Linked DNA regions of Homo sapiens: region 1 is linked to region 2. Evidence: chromatin loops called from intact Hi-C (ENCODE). Cell type or tissue: GM12878. All regions are shown on one strand.

Evidence for each region. Hi-C counts contacts between places; a loop is a spot of excess contacts. Peaks named below come from ENCODE experiments on the same cell type or tissue, not always from the same donor. Only the 100,000 strongest peaks of a DNase experiment are listed, where the experiment ranks them.
Region 1: a loop joins it to region 2, with 13 times the contacts of the local background. A loop is called at or near these places in 7 of 110 quality-filtered maps.

What each region holds. Positions count from the first base shown.
Region 1 is chr5:118,609,636-118,614,635 of GRCh38, reverse strand. It overlaps LINC02215 (long intergenic non-protein coding RNA 2215), which reads right to left. Exons shown (of 5, transcript NR_104998.1): 2 at 4,759-4,897; 3 at 3,209-3,276; 4 at 285-343. Among named protein-coding and RNA genes, the nearest start is that of LINC02215, 16 kb to the right of the region's middle. In GM12878, a CTCF peak has its summit at 3,093 (motif pointing right); no DNase peak of the experiment used is centred here.
Region 2 is chr5:117,451,872-117,456,871 of GRCh38, reverse strand. It overlaps LOC124900192, which reads right to left and starts at 1,923. Exons shown (of 2, transcript XM_047417986.1): 1 at 1,418-1,923. The coding sequence starts at 1,763. The region is part of intron 2 of LINC00992 (long intergenic non-protein coding RNA 992); the gene reads right to left. RefSeq lists an enhancer at 2,095-2,264. In GM12878, a CTCF peak has its summit at 1,995 (motif pointing left); a DNase peak (open chromatin) is centred at 2,001; H3K4me3 peaks cover 509 bases.

The DNA of each region.
Region 1 (5,000 bases), 1.2 Mb before region 2:
ATCACAAAGTGTATTAGTGATACAACCAGGAACCAAACCTGAATTGTCCAAATTAGAGTCTGTGTACTTAATCCATAAGCTAAATTGCCTCTCCAGGAAAAAACCTTCCACCTCTATGTGCTCTCTTCTTAAACCTAAGGAAGGAGGCCGTTTTCACCACTTCAGTTAAAGCTGTTTCATGTCCAGGAGGAAGTTGACTTTTGTAAGATCGTTGACCAGTGGCAAGGGGCACCATAAGTGCATTTTGAAGGAGTGGCTGTTCTGATCATTGGCCCTGCACTTACCTGAGCAGTCCCAAGAGAGGTGAAGACCAGAAAGGCCAAGTTCAACATTTTGTTTGCATCTGTATTAAAAGAGAAAGAAAACATGTGTGAACTTTCTCATGGATACAGAAGTAATGGCCTCTAGTAAGCGGGCTGAAGTGTGGTGAGTTGGAGACTCACTTTTCCTCACATGTCTTCTGTGTTACACAGGTGTTTTCAATACTGTGCAACTGTTAGTTTCATAATATTTTCCACAAAAAGAAATATCATTCGCCTGTAATCCCCAGCACTTTGGGAGGCCGAGGTGGGCCGATCACGAGGTCAAGAGATCAAGACCATCCTGGCCAACATGGTGAGACCCCATCTCTACTAAAAATACAAAAATTAGCTGGGTGTGGTGGCAGGCACCTGTAGTCCCAGCTACTTGGGAGGCTGAGGCATGAGAATCGCTTGAACCTGGGAGGTGGAGGTTGCAGCGAGCCAAGATCGTGGCACTCCAGTCCAGCCTGGCGACAGAGCAAGACTCCGTCTCAACAACAACAACAAAAATATTCTGTGTATATACCAATTAGTATAAGCCCGAACTCAGGGAGGTCTTTGCTGTAGAAATTCATGTAGAAATTACAAGTATCTGAGCAAAGGTAGATCAGGACAAGGGAAGCTGAGTTTGGGGGCTCTTAGGGAAAAATAACCCTTAGGAACTGGTGACTTGTGAGTTCTACCTCGTTAAGCTAGGTACCCAGTGATGGGAAGGGGAAGCATATCTGACAGGTTTCTACCATGGCCATCAGAGCTAATGATAACAGAGCAGATGGAGGTTGAGGAGATTTGGGAGGAGAGGGCACGTGAAATTTAGGTTATGTTGCATTGGTGTGGCCTGTTGAGCATCTAAAATACCAGGAGAACCCAGATACATGATCCTAATGCCTGCTGTGGCATTGATGCTTGATGCACATATGCTTGATGGGACTCTGAATCCTTGGAAGGGCCTTATTTTGACAACTTGCCAGTTGAAAATGTCAGTAGGGGCTAGTGCACATGTATCTAGGCTGATATTTTTGCATTATAGACATGTCTTTAAATCTAATAGCAGAATTAGGTGCCATGAGTTAAAATACATATGATTAAGTCCAGACGTGGTGGCTCAGGCCTGTAATCCCAGCACTTTGGGAGGCCAAGGCTGGTGGATCACTTGAGGTCAGGAGTTCGAGACCAGCCTGGCCAACATAGTGAAACCCTATCTCTACTAAAAATACAAAAAATTAGCTGAGAGTGGTGGTGGGCACCTGTAATCCTAGCTACTCGGGAGGCTGAGGCAGGAAAATTGCTTGAACCTGGGAGGTAGAGGTTGCAGTTAGCTGAGATCATGCCACTGCACTCCAGCCTGGGCAACAGAGTGAGACTCTGTCTCAAAAAAAAAAAAAAAAAACAAAAACCAAAAAAAAACCCCAAAACCCAGAAACATACAATTAAGTGTTTTTTAGAGCTGTGGTTAATCAGATCATGATAGTCAAATGAATAAATTTTAAACCCTTATTAATGTTTTTAATGCTAGGCATTTACAGTTAAAATCAATATTTTTCTCAAAGTAATGACTCTAGATATTGGATTATATCATTTAGGCATAAAACTTTCTGATAAATATGCACTGGGAAATGATTTCACATCTAACTTTTCTTTCAGGGAAAGTGGAAAAGTTAAAGGGTTTGGACAAAACCACATATAACAATGTACTTAGTGTAAAAATATTTTTTAAATAATAAATGTGCATTTAAAACATTGTGAAAATTTGGTTTCTGTAACACTATGAATCCTAAAAGGCAATACAAAGTATTGTTAATCAACTGTTGGATTAATGTTTATTATAACCAAAAATTTTTATTTAGAATTTTCAAAATTATTATAAAGTAGAATTGCATATTTTATATGCTGCAATACTTTGGGGCCCCTCATCATTAATGTGTGGACTAATAGGAACATAGTTTTAATATAAGCTTAACTCCATTCTTTGCTTCACTGAGGGTCTAAAGTACAAGTTCTTTCTGCTTTCAAGGAAAGGGAGATTTAGAAAGTTTGTTTCGTGTGATAATTAAGGGCATGAGCCCTGGAGATAAACCACACAGGTTCAAATCCCCTCTCTAGCACTGATTAGCTGTGTGGCTTTGGGAAAATTATTTTTTCTGTGCTACAATTTTATAATCTATAAAAGGGGAATAAAAGTTACACCTACCTCTGATAGATGTGGGTATTAAGTGAGTTAATACATATAAAGCAACTAAACCAATGTATGCATATACTAAATATTTAATTAACATCAGATATTATTAGTTTTTGATTGGCTCTAGATCTGGTAGTAATCAAGGCCTTGCACTATCAAGGCCTATTATAAAAGACTACAGAGAAAGAATAATAACCGCTCGCTTGTTGAGTGCTTACTGTGTATCAGACACTTTTCAAGGCACCTTTTATGTACTAAAGAAAAGGGAATTTATAGGCACAGAAAAATTGTTTTTGATAAACATAGAGAAGAAATTTTCCCTGTGTCTGAAAGATCCTCTAAATTGGCGAGAGAGACCATGGGTCCTAGGAAAAGAATGGGTTTGGGTCATGCTTCCTAACAGCACAGCCCCGAGAGAAAGTTGGGGGTTGGTGCTTCTGGGACAATGGGATCATAGGCACTTTTGTAAAGAAAAATTCCTGATGAGAAGATTTCTATCATGGAAACAAAGGTCCATCAAGAATAGACTATGAAGAGTAGTGTCATTGTTTCAGCACCCAGAATCTTTGTGGTTCTTGTATTGACCTGCAATATTGGTCAGCTGTCACCAGAGGGTGCCCTGTCCACATCTGCCCAAAAAGACTAGATTAACTCTCCTTCCTATGGACATACAGGAAAGATTTTATTAATGGCAGCTAGAGTAGTGTCCTTCCATCAGGGGACATACCTGTCCAGTACAGTGACTGACTTACTCCATGTGAACGTCCATCCTCGTATCACAACACTCCAGCATATCTGCAAGACCAGAAGATGGTAGCGGGGCGCCGATCAATCAGTTGAATGGGACGGTGTTATCGTGGAGCTGAATTGAACCCTCTTAAAACCCCCTGTGCTGTGGCAGCAATAAATGATCCCTACAATGCATTAATATTCAGTGTATATTTGGGCTTATTTTAGAGACTTAATAAAAGTATAGTGGCTGGACATGGTGGCTCATGCCTGTAACCCTAGCACTTGGGATTAGGAGGCAGGAGGGAGGAGGACTGCTTGAACCCAGGAGTTTGAGACCAGCCTGGGCAACATAAGGAGACCTCATCTCTACGAAAAAAGTATGTCCTATAGCAAGATAGAAGAGGTAGATTCTATACATTCTACACTTATATTTCCCCAAATCTGTGTGAGCCTATGTGAACCCAGGCAAGTCATTTAATGTTACCCATTTCCATCATCTGAAGAATCAAGGGGTTGGGTTACAAGATGATACATAAAATTTCTAATAGTTTCTCTAAGATTTGGAACTCAAATGGATGATTGTGAATGCCTATAGAAGATCATGGTGAAATCTTTGAAGCGAGCTGGTAATGTAGTGCTAGTATTTGCAGATTGATAGGCATGAGTGCTGATAAAAGGAGAGAGAGGTCATTGGAGCAGGCTTTGATGATGGATGTGACTAGTTGATCAAGGGAAGAAAAACAATAGGCTGGAGAATGGAAAGAAGATGATGACTGCTGGAGTAAGTAATTAAGATTCTTATCCTCTGGTGACATTAGGCAGGGTTCTGGAAATCTTCATGCCTTGGGTGGATTTGCAGACTAAACTCAATAATTTATTGTTCATTTTTGTTCTCCTTACATTATTTGAGCTCCTTAACCCTGAGAACTTAAAGAAGAATGGAAAGCTATGCATTAAAGATAGAAATAGTGGCAGGAATATTTTCTTAGCTTCTTGGTTTCCTGTACTTGGCTCCAGGATGCAGACTTTCACAAATTCAGGCACACTTTCTTTAGGGAGGAATGTGGCTTAGAGTTAAAAGATGTTAACACTCCTTGGGGACTATTCTTATAGCTGCCTGAGTGGCAGGGTACTGTGACCTTGAAGAGAACCAAGGAGAAAGAACAGGTTTCAGGAGATAGGTATCATGCCAGTTGTAGCAATTGTGACCCATCCAGCTTCTGTGCATCAGAGTTGAACCATCTTTTCACTGGTTTCTCTCCTTGAAAACATTAAAAGTGAGTATTTATCTCTCGTTGGCTTATTTATTCCTCAGACTCAAAATGGAGAATGCATTGAATTATTTTCTCTGACATAGAGATAAAGTTTTTATACACTTAGAAAGCTCTTTCTTTGTTATTTTTTTGGTTTCAGTATATCAGTAGAGAGTTATCTTTTCATATATAATACTAACTTTTTAGATTTTTAACATTGTTATGGTAGTTTTAGTTTTCTTTTTTTTTTAACAAAAGGGGGAGATAAATCTGTGGATGAATGTTTCCTTACCTAGGCTGAAATCTCTTAGATATTTTCTTTTCTGTAAACCTCTGAGGCAGATGGTTTCAAACTTTCTCACTTTCAGAAACTTAGTGCCCTTAGTGATTCAGTATATTTTTCACAGTCACGCCTAGGCCAAAAGAAAAACCTAGCAGTTGTGTTTATTAAGTACATAGCTCCAAACAATTTAAGTATTTATACCTAACAACTTAACAGCTTTATGAAAAAATAATATACATAAGTTACCTGTG
Region 2 (5,000 bases):
ACAAAAGATAGCCTTGTCTCAGAAGTCTGTTTCTCCTGGGCTGGCGATGCACCTCTAAGAGTAATTTAGGCACCTAAGGAAGGACTTTTCAGACAAGAGAGGAATAAATGACCATTCGCATCTTACAGAAGGATCACCAAGAGCATTAGCATGTCCCTGTAAGTGCACCTCTGTTTTCTGGGGCATTGATCACATCGAAACTTGATTTCTCTTAAGATCCACTGAATCCCAAAAAGAAATTGAGGTGTATACTTTTCATTATCCCATTTGCAAAGTGAATGATTTTTTTTTTTAATCCAAAAAAGCAGCATCAAAATCAGGCCACTAAGAAGAAAGGTAAATCTGGTGCTGAAGGAATATGCTCCTTATTCCTCAATGGCGTACGGAAGTTTATGATTCTGTTGAAAAAGTCATAACTCCGCTTCATTCTCTTGAGATGCAGAGTAAAGGGAGAAAATAGTGTTATTAATTTTATCAAAATTCTGCCCTCTCAGGATGGCTGAGTTGAGATGTCAGATGCCAGTTCTCCTCAGAAAGAACCAAAGTTACAGATGAATAATCGTAAGTTGAATAGAAGATTAAGGAGAGAGTGCCAGAACCTATTGGAGAACTCACAGAAAGAAGCTAGGGCACAGAAAAAAGAAGGAAGAGTGTGGCAGAGATTGAACCCCAAGGAACTTGGAGTCTGGTGGAAAGGGTAGGTGCGGTGTTTTGCGTTCCACTCACAGCTGTGGCAGACTGGGTTTCCGAGCTGTAGGAGAGCTCCTTTGCTGGCCCTAGCCCAAGGACCGGTGTGGGTGGTGATTTGTTAATTTACTGAGGGCATTGCACCAGGCTACCAGCTTGTGTAAAGTTGCTCACCCTCTCCCCAGACCTGAGCTGCAGTGGTAAGCGCCATATTGAGTGTGCATCATTGTGGTCCTCTGTCCTGCCCAGAAAATCTCAGCCTTCGTGTCTCCACATCACCAGATCCCCCGCAGACATTCCCTAGCACCTGCTTAGATTGCAGCAGCCACACATGGGGCCAGATGTACCTAAGGTAGCTGCAGAATTCCCGGTGGTCTGAACCTCAGGGTATGCTGCCCCTAGGGGAAGGGAGAGTGCAGCGCGCCTAGGGAGTGCCCCATGGGACAAACGAAGCCAGAGCGTATGCTCTCCCGTGCCCAAGAGTTTCCTGCTTGGGGACTGAGGGTGACAGCACCCCTTCCAGCAGAGAAATGGGCACCATGCTCAGTGCTCTGGGGGGAAGTGTTTTTTAGCCCCAGTGGTCAGGCAGCCCCAGTGCTCAGGCACAGTAGTAGAGAGGAGGATTTCTCCTTCCCGACTGCCCACTGCTGCAGACAAAGCCGTGGATGCCTGTGGACAGCCAATACAGGACTATCAGGAGCAGCTACAATGATATTGGTGGTGTGCCTACCTGCCGAGTCCGACCTTCTTGCACCATAGGCAGAACCCCTTCCTCTCTCCACACTGAGTGGCAGCGTCCTCGCAGTGGAGAACAGATGACCAGCAAAGCTGTCTGTTTTCGGCTGAGGGAAGAGACTCCTCCCTGAAACCATGGTACAGGTGTTTTCTGTGGCTCTCAGCTTCATTGCAGCTTGAAGATAGACGGCAGTGTCTGTTTGAACTGAGACACATGAGACCCGGGACAGGAGTATGATAGGGAAACGTTCCTGCCTATCCAGGATGTGAAGCTGGCGCAACCGCCTACCACCTCTGGAGAGACCTCGGCACATTTCACCAGTTTTCCCTGCTACCCTCATCAGCACTGGTGCTGCTGCTTGTCACTGGAGTACCTGAGGCTGAGACTGGCTGTCCAGCTCCGCCCAGCTTTGACCCCTGCTCCAGGGCTGAGCAGGTAACTCACGGCACCGGACATTCCACCGACCAGTCCATCCCTTCAGGTAACAGCGAGCTCCTCCTAGAAAATAAAGATTAAGCCTATACTTACCTGTTTCTGCCACAGCCAGTTCTTACTTACTAGTGCCACCTACTGGCCGGGAGGTTGAACTGCACAACCCGATACAAAATCTGACTCCAGAGCACAGCGCATGGAAATGAGATAAGCTTCTTGAGGCCTCCACCTGCCTGTCTCTATAGGAGACTGAGCATTTACTCACGTGCCCAGTATGTCACTACTACAACCACCATTTGAGAAATTCACCACACCAAGGAAAAGACCTTGCCCGCATGATTCAGTTACCTCCTACTGGGTCCCTCCCATGACACGTGGGAATTATGGGAGCTACATTTCAAGATGAGACATGGGTGGGGACACAGCCAAGCCATATCAGGACTTAAAAGTAAGACCTCAATCTATAAAAATTCTAGAAGAAAACCTAAGAAAAACTCTTCTGGACATTGGCCTGGGCAAATAATTTATGACTAAGACCTCAAAAGCAAATGCAACAAAAACAAGAAAAGACAAATGGGACTTAATTAAACTGAAAAGCTTCTGCACAGCAAAATAAATACTCAACACTGTAAACAGACAACCTACAGAGTGGGAGAAAGAATTTGCAAACTATGCATCCCACAAAAGGCTAATATCAGAAATGTACAAGTAACTTAAACAATAAAAAAACTCCATTAAGAAGTGAGCAAAGGAAATTAACAGACACTTTCTAAAAGAAGACATACAAGCAGCCAACAGACATGAAAAAAATGCTCAACATCACTAACCATCAGAGAAATGCAAATTAAAACCACACTGAGATATCATCTCACACTAATCAGAATGGCTTTTATTAAAAAGTCAAAAAATAGCAGATGTTGGAGAGGATGCAGAGAAAAGGGAATGCTTTACACAATGTTGGTATGAATGTAAATTATTACAACCTCTACGAAAAACAGTGTAGAAACTTCCCAAATAAGTAATATTTGAACTATCCTTAAATCCAACAATCCCACTATTGGTTATCTGCCCAAAGGAAAAGAGCTTAATATATCAAAAAGATACCTGCACTTCTATGTTTTTCAGAGCACTGTCCACATTAGCCAAGATGTGAAATTGACCTAAGTGTCCATTGACAGATTATTGGATAGAGAAACTGTGGTATATACATACCATAGAATACTACTCCGCCATACAAAATAATGAAATTACATCCTTTGTTGCAACATGGATGGAACCGAAGCCTATTATCTTAAGTGAAATAACTCAGAAACAAAAAGTTAAATACCACATGCTCTCGCTTATAAATAAGAGCTAAACGACGTATACATGTGGACATACAGAGTGGAATAATAGACTTGGGAGACTACAAAAGGCGGGACAGTGGGAGAGGGGTAAGGGATGAAAAAATACCTAATGAGTACAATGTACATTATTTGGGTGATGGTTACACTAAAACTCAGACTTCACTGCTCGCAATATATCCATGTAACAAAAATGCATGCGTGCTCCTAAAATCTATAAAAATTAAATAAATAAATAAATAAGTGGTACAATAAAACCTCATTGGGTACCCAGTAGAATTGCCTAAAAATAATGATTAGAAACTTAATGCATATATTAAATGTCTTAGTTTGCTCTCAGGCATTTACTTTATTATTTAATATGTTAAATGTAACAATTTTTATTATAACATTTTATAAAAATATGAATTTTGCATATTATTTTCTACGTAGAAAGTACACATCAGAACTGCCACAATGATACTGCAATGAATCTCACGTACTGGGCATCTTTTGTCTTAGCCTGGTTTCCCCAGAAATTGGAGATTGAGGCAAAGGCTTATGAGCTACTACTGTTTTAGGAAATGTAATCCCAGAGAGCTGACCTGAGAGACAAAGGGAGAGAAAGAGTATTTAAAAAGTAGAGTATACTACAAAAATGTGCTATTGAATTAGTGGTGATTGCCTGATCTCTAAGAAGCATTCTCTAAGAAAACATATAAACTGTATTTCAAAACAGTCTATCCAGAGGGAAAAAGTGATAAAAAATGTTTTCCCCAGTGTCTCCCATGTGTCAAAGATTGTCTCTGGGGAAACTGGAAAATTTTCATACTTCCACATTGCATATATATGGTAGTAAACTAAATCCCACAGCATTTTGTGCCTTTGGCATCCAAAGATAGCCGTAGGGCAGGAGGCAAGAGGTTCAGGGCACATGCATGAGGCATGGTACTGTTAGGCTGCATTTGTTGGAGCCCATGCAGAGCAGGTGACCACAATAGTAGCTGTAACAAGGCATAGTGAAGCTACAAATGATGTAAAGTGATGCATGCGAGAAGTGGTTTTCCAATTGTTGCAGGCATCAGAAGCACCTGGGGGGCTTGTTGCAACACAGATTGCTGGGTGCCATCCCCACAATTTCTGATTCAGTAGGTCTGAGATAGGGCCCAAAAATGCATTTTTAGCAAGTTTGTAGGTGATGCAATGCTACTGACCCCAGACTACATTTTGATAAATCCTGCATAAGTCTACAGTCCAGTACTCCTTCCACACATATTCCCCCACATCCAGGTGGGCTAGTGTGTATTAGTGAACTCCTAAAATTTCTTCTAGGTATGATCTATTTCCTCCAGACCACAGATTACACTTTTCTGAATGGCTTATGCTGAAAGTGGACTCTGCTTATCCACCTAGAGACAATAAAAATGGTTGGGGAGCATCTTGAGGAGAAAAGATGCTATCTTCTGAGCTATGTTCCTCAAATGGGGCTTTTGTAAAGACTGCTGGGATGAGGCTGCTCATGTCTGGCAAGGGGAAAGAGTGGCTTTTGCCAGACCAGAGGGTTCAACAGAAGCTGGAAGACCAATATCCTTATCGCTAGAATCCTCAACCAAAAACTCCTTTTCTGTGGTTATCCATTTTTCCCATTCTTCTAGACAGAGTGATATATTTTACGAGAAGATGGGAATGAGGTAAATCTAAAACTTATTTTAAGAAGTTTACTTTCAGTTTACTAAGCTCCATGTAAAAACTATTGTTTATCTGTAATTTAGACTTTTGAAAGCAGTAGAAAAATATTTGATGAAGGTGTCAATTGAACAATA